Regions from separate parts of the Homo sapiens genome. Here region 2 is linked to region 1. Evidence: chromatin contacts called from ENCODE POLR2A ChIA-PET data. All regions are on one chromosome and are shown on one strand. The core of a region is the stretch at or near the end of the contact, and the rest is flanking DNA. Distances in the headings are between cores, read along the strand shown.

What was found. ChIA-PET counts read pairs that join two places held with the same protein, here RNA polymerase II (POLR2A).
Region 2: POLR2A ChIA-PET joins it to region 1 with 24 read pairs in A549. The contact joins two enhancer-like sites. POLR2A ChIA-PET finds 5 or more read pairs at or near these places in 2 of 52 experiments (A549 and SK-N-SH).

Annotation. Positions count from the first base shown.
Region 1 is chr14:68,455,869-68,461,828 of GRCh38, forward strand. All of the region lies in intron 9 of RAD51B (RAD51 paralog B), which reads left to right. Among named protein-coding and RNA genes, the nearest start is that of RAD51B-AS1, 230 kb to the right of the region's middle. Within about 2 kb of position 3,188, at least 26 of the 41 ENCODE cell types and tissues checked have a DNase peak (open chromatin) inside an H3K27ac peak, as active enhancers do.
Region 2 is chr14:68,190,198-68,196,551 of GRCh38, forward strand. The region is part of intron 7 of RAD51B (RAD51 paralog B); the gene reads left to right. Among named protein-coding and RNA genes, the nearest start is that of RAD51B, 370 kb to the left of the region's middle. RefSeq lists an enhancer at 1,695-1,989 and a silencer at 5,021-5,221. Within about 2 kb of position 1,517, at least 7 of the 41 ENCODE cell types and tissues checked have a DNase peak (open chromatin) inside an H3K27ac peak, as active enhancers do.

The sequences.
Region 1 (5,960 bases), core at 1,938-4,437:
TAAAACTGTGTAGATGGGCTTATAATGTATAAAGATGTAATTTGTATGACAATAGTACAAGGAAGGGGAAGAGAATAGAGCTATATTGATGCACATTTTTTGCAAACAATTGAAATTAAGGTGGTATCAATCTGAACTAGTTTTAAGTTAAAATGTTAATGGCAATCCTCAGGGCAGCCTCTAAGAAAATAACTCAAAAATGCATAGTGGAAGAAACAACAAGAGAGTTAAAATTGTACACTAGAAAAATACCTAACACAAAGAATGCAGTAATGACAGAAGATAGTAATGGCAAAACAGAGGAACAAAAAGGAAATACACACAGAAAACAAATAGCAAAATGGCAGGCATATATCCTACTTTATCAATAATTACATTAAACGTGAGTTGATTAATGCTCCAACCAAAAGGCAGAGATTGACAGAATAATTTTTTTTAAAAACAACATGATCCAACTATATATGCTGTCTACAGGAGACACACTTTGAGTCAGACACAAATAGGTTGAAAGTAAAAAGATGGAAAAATACATGTCATGCAAACAGTAAAGAAAGCTGGAATGGCTATGCTACTATCAGACAGATTAGACTGTAAGACAAAAATCATTACTGGAAACAAAAAAAGAGACATTTTATAATTATAAAAGGATTGCTCCATCAGGAAGACATAACTATAAATGTATGTGCACCTAACACCTATGCCCCAAGATACATGAAGCAAAAACTAATAGAATTGAAGGGAGAAATAGAAATTCAATGATAATAGCTGGAGGCTTCAATACCCCACTTTCAATAATGGATAGGACAACTGGACAGAAGTTCAGCAAAGAAATAGAAGACTCAAACAATACTCTATGCCAACTAGACCTCAAAGGCATCTATAGAACACTCTAAACAACAGCAGATACATGTTCTTCTCAAGTATAAATTAGACTACAAGTTGAGCCTCAATAAATTTAAAAGATTGAAATCATACAAACTTCTCCAATCACAATGGAATGATTTTTTTTTTTTTTTTTTTTTTTTTTTTTTTTTTTTTTTTTTTTTTTTTTTTGCTTTTTTTGAGACAGAGTCTCACTCTGTCACCCAGGCTGGAGTGCAGTAGCACGATCTTGGCTCACTGCAACCTCTGCCTCCCAGGTTCAAGCAATTCTTGTGCCTCAGCCACCTGAGTAGCTGGGATTACAGGCATGCACCACCACACCCAACTAATTTTTGTATGTTTAGTAGAGACAGGGTTTTGCCATGTTGGTCAGGGTGGTCTTGAACTCCTGGCCTCAAGTGATCTGCTCACCTCGGCCTCCCAAAGTGCTGGTATTATAGATGTGAGCCAACACGCCCAGCCCTGGGATGAAATCGATAATCAGTAACAAAAGGAAAATTTGGAAATTCTCAGTTCTGTGCAAATTTAAAAACACACACAGACACACCCCTAAATAAGCAATAGTTCAAAGAATAAATCACAAGAGAAATTAGAAATGAGTGAAAATGAAAACAAAAATACAACATATCAAAGCTTATGTGGTGTAGTTAAAGCAGTAGTTATAGGGAAATATACAGTTTAAATGCTTATGTTAAAAAATTATTGCATGTATATTATACCTAAATAAAGCTGATATTAATGTAGAAAGAATTGGTGGCCCATATTTTTGACTGTATAAATTTGCATACTACCATATATTTGTAGTTGATAAGTTTTCTCTGATTGTGGTATAATTCAGGAAGAATTACTAATACTTTCTTTTTTTTTGAGACGGAGTCTAGCTTTGTTGCCAGGCTGGAGTGCAGTGACACAATCTCAGCTCACTGCAACCTCCACCTCCTGGGTTCAAGCGATTCTCCTGCCTCAGCCTCCCGAGTAGCTGGGATTACAGGCACGTGCCACCACGCCCAGCTAATTTTTGTATTTTTTTTTTTTTTTTTTTTTAGTAGAGACAGGGTTTCACTATGTTACCCAGGATGGTCTCAATCTCCTGACCTCGTGATACGCCCACCTCAGCCTCCCAAAGTGCTGGGATTACAGGCGTGAGCCACTGCGCCCAGCCCTAGGAATTATTAACACTTTCAAACCACATGTAAAGTTCACTGAAAAAAAAAAAAAAACCAACATGGTTTTTAAATTGTGTTAATAAATATTAAGCTTGTAGTTAACTATATGCATGCTAAAGTAGTTAGAGAAAAGTGTACTGATGTTTGCAATTTACTTTGAAATGTAATAACAACCAGAACAAAAAATAAGATGGGTTGATAGATAAATAGATATGTGCTAAAAAACAAGTGTAATAAAATTATTTTGGTCTTTTTGTTTCCGTTTTTTGAGACAGGGCCTTGGTCTGTCACCCAGGCTGGAGAGCTAATCATAGCTCATTACAACCTCAAATTCCTGGGTTCAAGTAATAAAATGTTAATGGCAGAACCAGTTGATATGTTTATGGGTATTCACTATAAAATTCTTTCACTTTTGTTTTATGTTTGAAAAGGTTCATAATAAAATGTTGAGGAAAAAACCGTAAACTCAAAATGTCATTCTGACCCTGAACTATTTACTATTCCATAATTTACTAAGTTAACATCCTACTGATCAGAAAAAATTAATATTTTCTTTAAGGAGCCCTAGCTCTTTTCTAGGCAATACTTTCTTATACTTTGGGAACTTGATGTGTTATATTATAGGTAAACATTTTGAAAACAATCACCAGAGAGGTGTTATACAAGAGCATAATGATATTCTATGAGGAAATAGGATCTTATAACCTCAGGGTCAAAATTCCTAAGAGACTCTTCCCAGAGACTACAATTATATTATTTATATATCATATTATTATATTGTATATTATTATTTATATTATATTTTTTAGGGATTCAGATCAGCTTACTTTATGTCCCCTAATTTCTGTAGAAAAACTTGGGAAGTAGGCCACATGTAGACAAATTAATAAATTCATGCCTGCTCAAATACAGTTCATTTTTCCATCCTGCCATTTTCCAGCACTGTATTACTTCTACAGATCTTGCTCTTCTATTATGAGAAGGCAGTTTAGATGCCGCTAAACTCATTCTCTGCTCTGCCCGCATAATCCTGCAAAGCTGCTGGTGTTGAGGCTTCAGTGTTCCATGCAGAGTGATTTTCCAAGTGATGAAGCAGATTCTAATCAGTCTAAGATCCAACTACAGACTGGGAGTTGGACCTCTGCCACCTTTCCCTCCAGCTCTCGCAACACAATGGGGAATTCCTGTGAGGATCACTGGGTACACTTCAAGCTCCCCTGATCCTATGGCCTCATTCCAGTCACAGATCTTCCTGTCTGGAGCATTTCCGGCCCTTCTGTCCTTTGGCTTGGAGAGTTCAGCTCAACCTGGGAAGGGACAGAAGACTTTGGGGTTATCAAAAGCCTGTTGAATTATCTGATGCAAGACTAACTGGTTTGTTTGCCTCCCTGGCTCTCTTCCTGAGCTTCAAAGCAGCTGAGAAAACAACTTTTTTCTAAGTCTTGGACAAGGAGGAAAACCCTGGCATGAAGGATTTCTGTCGCAGACACTTGGCATAGCTAGAGGAAAGGTTTGTTTAACTTACCAATGGGTTTTATTAGCCTAGGACTCCAGTTGAAGTGAGATAATAGGGTCCCTGTAGAAGGACATTTCAGTCAGTGGGCTTCCTCCCTAATTTCTCGACAGGACCCTTGCATGCAGATGAAAAGCATCAGACACATTCAACAAGGAAATCCCCACTGAATTTATCAACGACCACGTAATCTTGCTGATCATGAGGGAGACTGAGACAGGATTAAAAAACTAGCAGGACAGGAAATTGTGTATGGATGCAAAGTCATATTGGGGAGCTATCTACTTCAATTGCTTCTTGCTGAACTTCTCTTTGCTGAACGTATTACATTGTCTCTGGGCCCCACATCTTATAGCAGATAGCAGGGATAGAAAGAAAGCCAGTCCTACCACCTGTCCTTACAGGAAGAAACTCTTCTGCTTATACTTTTCCTCTGCCAGGTCATTTCACTCTTCCTTTCACCTCCCAACCAATGTGAGATTTGGGGTTGGGGTGGGAAGGGGAAGGAAATAGAAGAGAGGAAGAATTCATGACTGGTGTACAGGAAGCCTTCCTGGCACAGGAATTAGAGAAGAGAAAGTAGAAGAATCAGTGCCAGCTTACCCTCAGCCTCATGGCCGCCTATTCATGTCTGCTTTCCTGGGCCACATAGGCAAAACTCACTTTTTCCTAAGGTTGGGGCTGTATTGCAGGAACTCATGTAAACTGCCAGGACCAGAAGTCTATAAAAGCAGCCTCCAGGCCGGGCACAGTGGCTCACACCTATAATCCCAGCACTTTGGGAGGCTGAAGCAGGTGGATCACCTGAGGTCAGGAGTTCGAGACCAGCCTGGCCAACATGGTGAAATCTGGTCTCTACTAAAAATACAAAAAATTAGCTGGGTGTGGTGGCAGGTGCCTGTAATCCCAGCTACTCGGGAGGCTGAGGCAGGAGAATCACCTGAACCTGTGAGGCGGAGGTTGCAGTGAGCCAAGATCACACCACTGCACTCCAACCTGAGCAACAAGAGCAAGACTCCATCTCAAAAAAACAAACAAACAAAAGCAGCCTCCAGGGTAGCCTGTGCCCAAGGTTCCTGACATCTCTGTGCTGCCTGCTCCACACTGGCCTTCCTAGCCACCCATGGAGAAGGACTGGGCTGGGTTGCCTCAGATGAGGGCCACACCTATACTTTAAAAAGGAGGACCCAGACACTATCCCTAGAAGGTGTCGCCATCCTGGAGAAGGCCTGGGGTGACTATGCCCAGCACTTTCTGTTCTGTGGCTCCTTTTCCACTTTCTGAGCCTCTTGGAAGTGGGATCAGGCCAGGAAAAACATGTGATGCTATAGCAAGCTGAAACCAAAGACTTGACTTTGGGCCTGGCCAAGCCAAGAATCTTGGCAGTGATTGACTGGGAAGCCTGCTGTTTTCTATGGCATTTTCTGAGTCCCCTAACTCTGGGAAGAGGGAACCAGATAAGTCCTAAAAATGGATATGAATCAGTAGAGCTTCTGTGGGTCATCAATTTGTGCATTTATTCACTCATTCATTCTTGTATTTCATAATGAAGCTTCTCTTACGTATATAGCACCACACTAGAGGTTTGTGGGACCAGAAGGAGCAGCAACAACAAGAATGGGTCAAATAGATTATGTTAAATTGAGGTAACATTAACCATAAAACAGTAAAGAAAACTAATAATTAGAGAGTACAGATAAAGTATGAAGAGATTAGAGAGAGATGACTTTAGGCTGGAGAAATCGGCTGAAGCTTCTGGAAGAGGTGACATTTGTATTTAGACTTTCAGGGATGAAGGGCAGAATGAAGACTGCCAGTGTGGAAGCTTGCGAACAGCTGAGGCAGCCCGCACGGATACCCTGTCCAGCTCCCTTCTTTGTCTTGAATCATGCAATATCCATGCAGGGAAAAAAAAAAAAAAAAAAAGCCCTTATTTGCTGTTATGTATCCTGCCTCATTTAATGTATTATCCCAGAAAAGTAGATTGAGTTGTATGTGGCAGATTGGGAGCTGCCATCATGGTGGTTAAAAGTACAGACCAGGTAGTACAGAACCAGGTAGCCTGGGTTGGAACCCAGCTTCAGTACTTATAAGCTACCTACCTTTGAGGATTATTGTGAAGATTAACGTCCATTGGTTGTTGTTGTTCTCATCAGCATTATTACTGTAGGAACCCTGGAAGTCTCCCCTACCCACCCAAGTCCTATTGCACTTTCTATCATGACAGACCATTTCTCTTTTTTGAGAGTCTTATATTACAATGCAGACACACCTGAGAGGGCTAATGCGTGAAGGTTTACCAGCCCTCACTTTAGGGGTAGAGATAATTAGCTGACAGCTTATTTACTAAGAGCAAAATAGAAACCTGGGGAGAGGGACATAAAAGAAGGAGGAGAGAG
Region 2 (6,354 bases), core at 267-2,766, 270 kb before region 1:
TCCTTGAAAGATAATCCTGAAATCAATACCTTTAATTTACATTAGGCACTCAAAGAAAATAAACACATTTCCCTACTTAAAAGGCTGGTCCAGGTACTTTTTTTGTGCTAGAAAATCAAGGCTGAAATATCTTTACTTTGTATTGATTCAGATTTTAAATTGTTCTTTGAAAAGTATATATGGAAACAGATTTTTAAAAATGTATAAATAGATAAACATGTATAAGCAGAGTTTTAAATGTATAGAAAAACAGATTTAAAAAACATGTCCACCAAATGGACATCTTTTCCTACTATATTCAGTAACCTAAATGACCCTATCCCTTCTCAGCTTATCTTAATTTTAGTATACAGTTGCCCTTCTTCCATTAATTAATCAATAAGCTCATTCATTCACATAATCAGTCATTGTTGATGCCTGTTATATCCAAGGCACTCTATATTCTATATGCTTTATATTCTATGTACTCTATATTCTGGAGACATCAAGATGAAAAGTTCAGATTAAAATTTTCCTGACTCCATTTTTAAAAAGTTAGTTTTTACTTTTATGGTTAATTGTCTTAATTTAACAAGTGTCCATTTAGGATGTAATCTGTGCTCAGTACTGTTGTACATCATGATCTATATTCTCTCTAGAAGCTAGCATTTTATCCCATTGATTTAAATAATGTCTAATGAATTTTAAGTTCTTCATGTGGTTAGTGTTTTACATTTTATGAGTAATAATGAAATGGAAGATTCAAGCAAACTCCATTTTCCTGAGAAATATGCATCTCTTTATTTCCCAATGTTAATTATCTAAATGCTGTTAGTTAATGCTATATTACTACAAGCTTTTTTTTAAAAAAAGAGACAATATCCTTTCTTAAAAGAATGTTATAAATATAAAAAAGTACTTGTGTTAAATAAATGTTATTGTTCATTTTTAGAGAAATCGAGTGTTTTCTTGGCAGAGATGGGAGAAGAAATGTAATTGCTTAAATAATTAAGTATTCATGCTTGGAAACCCAACTTCTGTTGCAGGGTTAACATATGAACTGGTGATTAACTGACAAAAATTAAGCATATGTGTTTGGATCATGGTTTCTGTGGAGGCCATAGATTTGCTTTATGGAAACTTGAGCTTCTGTATAACAGAGTTTGAAACCATTACATGATCAGGTCATTTAGTAGGACAACCCAATAAAAGGTAACTTGAGGCCCCATGATAAGAAAGTGTCTAAGAACTAAGTGATATGGTTACTTACCAATTAAAATGAGAAAAGTCATACTCTTTTAGTTTTCATCTGTTATGGTCATGGGGAAAATATTTCTTTGAATTCGGTCCTGAACCCATCTGAGACTTGGGGAACATTAGCAGCTTCTCAGTGCATACTTTCTAGGGAAGGAGATAATGGAAGACCCTTTCTTCCTGTCTTCTGTGGTCTCTCTTGGGAGCCCAGGTCTTACTCAGAATAGGTTCTCATACTTAGAGGAAACTCAGATTGCTTTGGTCTTAGCCTGTAAATCAAAGGGTGAAGACTTTTTCTGTTTTCCTTAAGAGAGTTCTGCCCTCAGTAGAGGGCAGAGAAAGAATATGTGTCATTAATCACTTGAGAATTGTTTACAACTATAATCTAGAGAGCACTTACTTGCCCATGGCAGGCAGTAAAGTTACCTTGGTTGTGTAAGAATAACCTGAGTGGTTTACTCAGACTGTTCACAAATGTTTGGACATCATTCAAGGGCTGTCCAAGTCTGACTAGTTAGCTTTATGATATACTCAGATACACTCAGATTCACCTTTATACCATCCAATCACATTTAAAGGAGGGTGTTTCCTGAAATTGCAACATTACTGACTTCCCAGCCATGTGACATAGCTTTTCAGACTCTAAGTTAAATTTTAACCCAGACATCTCTCTTCAATTCAGGTCACCTACAGGCCAGACAAAGCCAAGGTCATGTATTGAGTGAATATAAGGAGTTTTGTTGGTTCTAATAACTGTAATGTTATTCACTGGTTGAAATACTATACCATGGTTAATCATAAGTTGCAGCTGTTGTGTCCTTTTATTTATGAGCCCTTAATCAAGAGGACACAGCAAGAGCCACTGTTTGAAAGGAGCCTTTCATGAGGTCTTCTCTTTGGGTGCTCCTTCTTGTTTCATTGTGAAAAGAAGAGAAGTTTATATTGCCTTGCAAAAGTTATTAAATAGTATATGTTGGCTTCTCTGAAAACAGATTTTTCTATTCCAAATTTGAAAGATCAAATTATAATCTTTATATTTCAGCTGATGATAATAGAAACACTAAGCCTGTGCTCTCCAAACAATGTCTTTTAATTGGTGCCAAGTTTGATTGAATCTCAATATCAGCCATCAGAAGTTATATGTTGGCTCTCTGAAAACAGACTTTCCTATCCAGAATTCAGGTTTTCTATTTGTGACAATATGTCTCTGCTGATGTTAAGGTAAACAGACCAGAGCTCTTTGTGCAGCCCTTTTTACTGGTCCTGAACCTGATGAATGAGATTTTAAATGTAAGTCAATCTCTCTCTCCTTTTTTAACTTTTTGGTTTTAAATCCTCCCTTATTTTATGAGAATTCATCTTATGAGTTACCCTTGTTAAAATATTGGCATATCCAGGAGTTTGAATAGGGTCATTTTCTGAATGGATTTTGGAATAATTACGTAAATTGATTTTTCTGATCAAGGAATTTAGTGATAGGTTATATTTTCAAATGTGTTGATTGTCAGCTTCATCCTAAATTGCAATGTAACACAAAAGCTGGTACACAGCTCTTTTCTTTGAGACACTCAAAATGTTTCCAAACTTTAAATTCATACTTTTTACTGATAACATTTTTGTGGATCTCATTCAGGTAAACTTTTCTTCTTCACTTGTTGATCCCGCGTGACCCCTCCAGCCACACAGGTTTCATGTGCTTCCCTGAATACAGCATGCACTTAGCACCCTTTATAGCCTGGATAGTGTTGTTACCCCAGACTAGAATTCTTTCCTCATCTCCATTACAATACTTGACATCCTTCAAGACAACACTCAAATGCTACTTATATCATTAAATTTCCTCCCTGATTTCTACTTGGACTTAAATGTTGCTCTTTGTACCACTTTATTTGACCTGTTGCTGAAGCACTTAGTTCACTGTACCTTGTATTTTAATTGATTTTGTACATGTTTTTTCCCTCAACAAGAAGCAAACTTATTGAGGTCTGGGACCATATCTTCAAGCAGCCTCCAGATAATTGGCTTGGCACAAAATTGCATGCATCTCTTGTTTTCTCATAACTGGATGGAAACAATGATATTTAGATTTATCAGAACTGCTACAGAGGGCTAAAGGGATGCAAAAACACTTGGTAAAATTCAAAATTCTCTTTAAAGTAGTCAGTATTGTTCTCAAAACAATTACATCAAACTTTTAGTGACTGAAGTGTTGTAATAATTTGTGATTTTCAAAGATACTCAAAATTTAAGGTGAACAGTGAGCCAGAACACAAGATGATATACCTAATCTCATTCACCAGTCTGTTTTGACCAAGTCAAGTTGAGGCAAGAATGCTGGGAACAAGCTTTTCTGATTGAATGTGTTAATTTAGCCCGCCTTCAAACTTCTTAACCAATGGCTTCCACTCTACCACCTTTCAACGCTTTTTTTTCTGTAAGATGGCATGTTATCTGTTAGAAATAATGGGGATCACATTCATTATACCAGCAGTAGTCTCTCTGTGATCACACTCATTAGACTGTTTACTACCACGAATTCTGGGAGAAATGGCCTGGGACATTAAAAGAAACAAACAAGCTAAGAGGGCTGTCTAGGACCAATGACAGTTATTGGATTTGTTTTAAGAATTAAGCTTATGAGTTACACTTTTTTCCTTTGCAGCATAGATGAAAATCATCACTTGAGGAACATTTCAACATCATAGTTGCAAGTATAACTTACACAATGGAAAATGTTTTTCATTTTGAGAAGAGGCAATTGCTATTTTGTAATGGAACGCAAGGACTACTGGAGATAAAACTTGCATGCAAGACCAGTACAGCTTGATGAAGGGAGCAGAGTCTAGTTTAACCTCTAAATTAGGAGATGTTTGTTTTAATTTTACTGCTATTCCAGGCAAGAAATATTAAGTGTCTGCTGTGTTCAGGACTGCTAAACATTATGGACAATACAGTAATAGTAGAAGACATGGTGTCTGCCCTTGAGGGAGTGAAAATTGAATAGACAACTCTTAACTATCAGGATCAACAAAAAAATGGTGTTAGTTAGGGAGTAATAAAAGTGCCACACGGCTAACTACAAACCAGAAGGCCAGGGACGGATTACTGTGAACTCAGCTGCTGTGTAGCTTTGAGTTTCTTGAATATTGTCCATGACCCATTTATTTTGTTTTAAATAGAGAATTATATCTGCCCTCTACCAAATACACAGGAATAATCTGAGTAATGTTTATAACTGTGATCTGAGAACTTTTTGAGTCTTTTGCAAATCTGTAAACACAGAGTGAGAATGAGATATGACAGTGTGGTAAAAGAGGACTTTTGAGATTTATTAATATTTAGAAGTACAAGGGGGAAGAATACTTTTATAGTATGATTATAATGTTAAAGATATTCTTCCTTTAGTTTTATAAAATGTGGCTTTTGATCAGTAAGTGGCAACTTAGAAGAAAAGTCTATCCTAAGTTGATTTGCTATTCCTTGACCTTAAGAACTATAGAACACTTTATTTTCTCCTAAGACCACTTTTTTGTTTTTATTTTACTCCATTCATTAATTCATTCAGCACATAATAACGAAGTATGTACTTGGTGGCAAGCACTGTGGTAGGACCTGGGGATATGAAGTTGAAGAAGACCTGGGCCATATCTCTAAAAACCTTGTGAGGGGAAACCAAGGGGGAAAAAGTTTCTACTATTTTAAATAATTAGAATAGATTTTATTTTATAGTTAAATTTGAAGAAAACTACAATTTTAGTTAGATTTACTATGCCATCTTTACTCATTTGTTCACTCCCATTCGTTCATTTTTCAAGTTAATGGGTGCTGGAAACCTGAGTCATCCTTGACATGTCCCTTTCATTTGCCCTCCAAATGCAAACAACCACCTGTTGTTTCAGTCCTTTCAAATGCCTGCCTCCAGAATGAGCATTAAATCTGTCAACATATTTACCATCTCAGCTTCTCCAGTCACCTCCTAACTGCTCTCCCAGTTTCCACTCTTACTTACCTCTAATTAACAGCTTTCAGACTTTTTTGAGGATGACCTACAATTAAAAAATACATCCATGATACTCCCAGTACACATACTTGTGTTGCTATGTATCTATAAGTAAATCCAAAATCAAAGATTAACAGAATAATACGTATCTTTTCTCAGTATCATGCATTTTGATATTTTTAAAAATTATATTCCTGGCCGGGCATGGTAGCTTACACCTGTAATCCCAGCACTTTGGGAGGCTGAGGCAGGTGGATCACCTGAGGTCAGGAGTTCGAGACCAGCCTGACCAGCAGGGAGAAAACCTGTCCCTACTAAAAATACAAAATTAGCCAGGCATGGTGGCACATGCCTGTAAACCCAGCTACTTGGGAGGCTGAGGCAGGAGAATCCCTTGAACCCAGGAGGCAGAGGTTGTGGTGAGCCGAGATCACACCATTGCACTCCAGCCTGGGCCACAAGAGCAGAGCTCTGTTTCAAAAAAAAAAAAAAAAACAACAATTAGGGGCCAGGTGCAATGGCTCATGCCTGTAATCCCAGCACTTTGGGTGGATCACGAGGTCAGGAGTTCAAGACCATCCTGGCTGACAAGGTGAAACACTCTCTACTAAAAATACAAAAAGATTAGCTGGGCGTGGTGGCAGGCGCCTGTAGTCCCAGCTACTTGGGAGGCTGAGGCAGGAGAATCGCTTGGAGCTTGCAGTAAGCAGAGATTGCGCCACTGCACTCCAGCCTGGGCGACAGAGTGAGACTCCATCTCAAAAAAAAAAAAAAAAATTATATTCCTTTGTCGCTTTCTTGCTGGGCATGATTAATTAAATTCACTTTATGATCCATTAATGATGTGAAATTTACTGTTCTAATACTTTTAAACACAGGTTGTTTAAAGCCAGGGTGATAGGTTTATATTATTTCCCTGCTTAAAATGTTTCATTGGCTTCTGGTTGTACTTTTAGAATTCAACGTAGAAATCATTGTATGGCCTACAAAGTCCTGCATGGTCCCACTCTGCCTCCTCCTCACTCTTTCCTACTTCTCCACATCTTCACACAGGTTCTTTCCTCTCCATGGAATAATAGTCTTCCTTCCCCAATCTTCACCTTGCCAATTGCTATTATTCT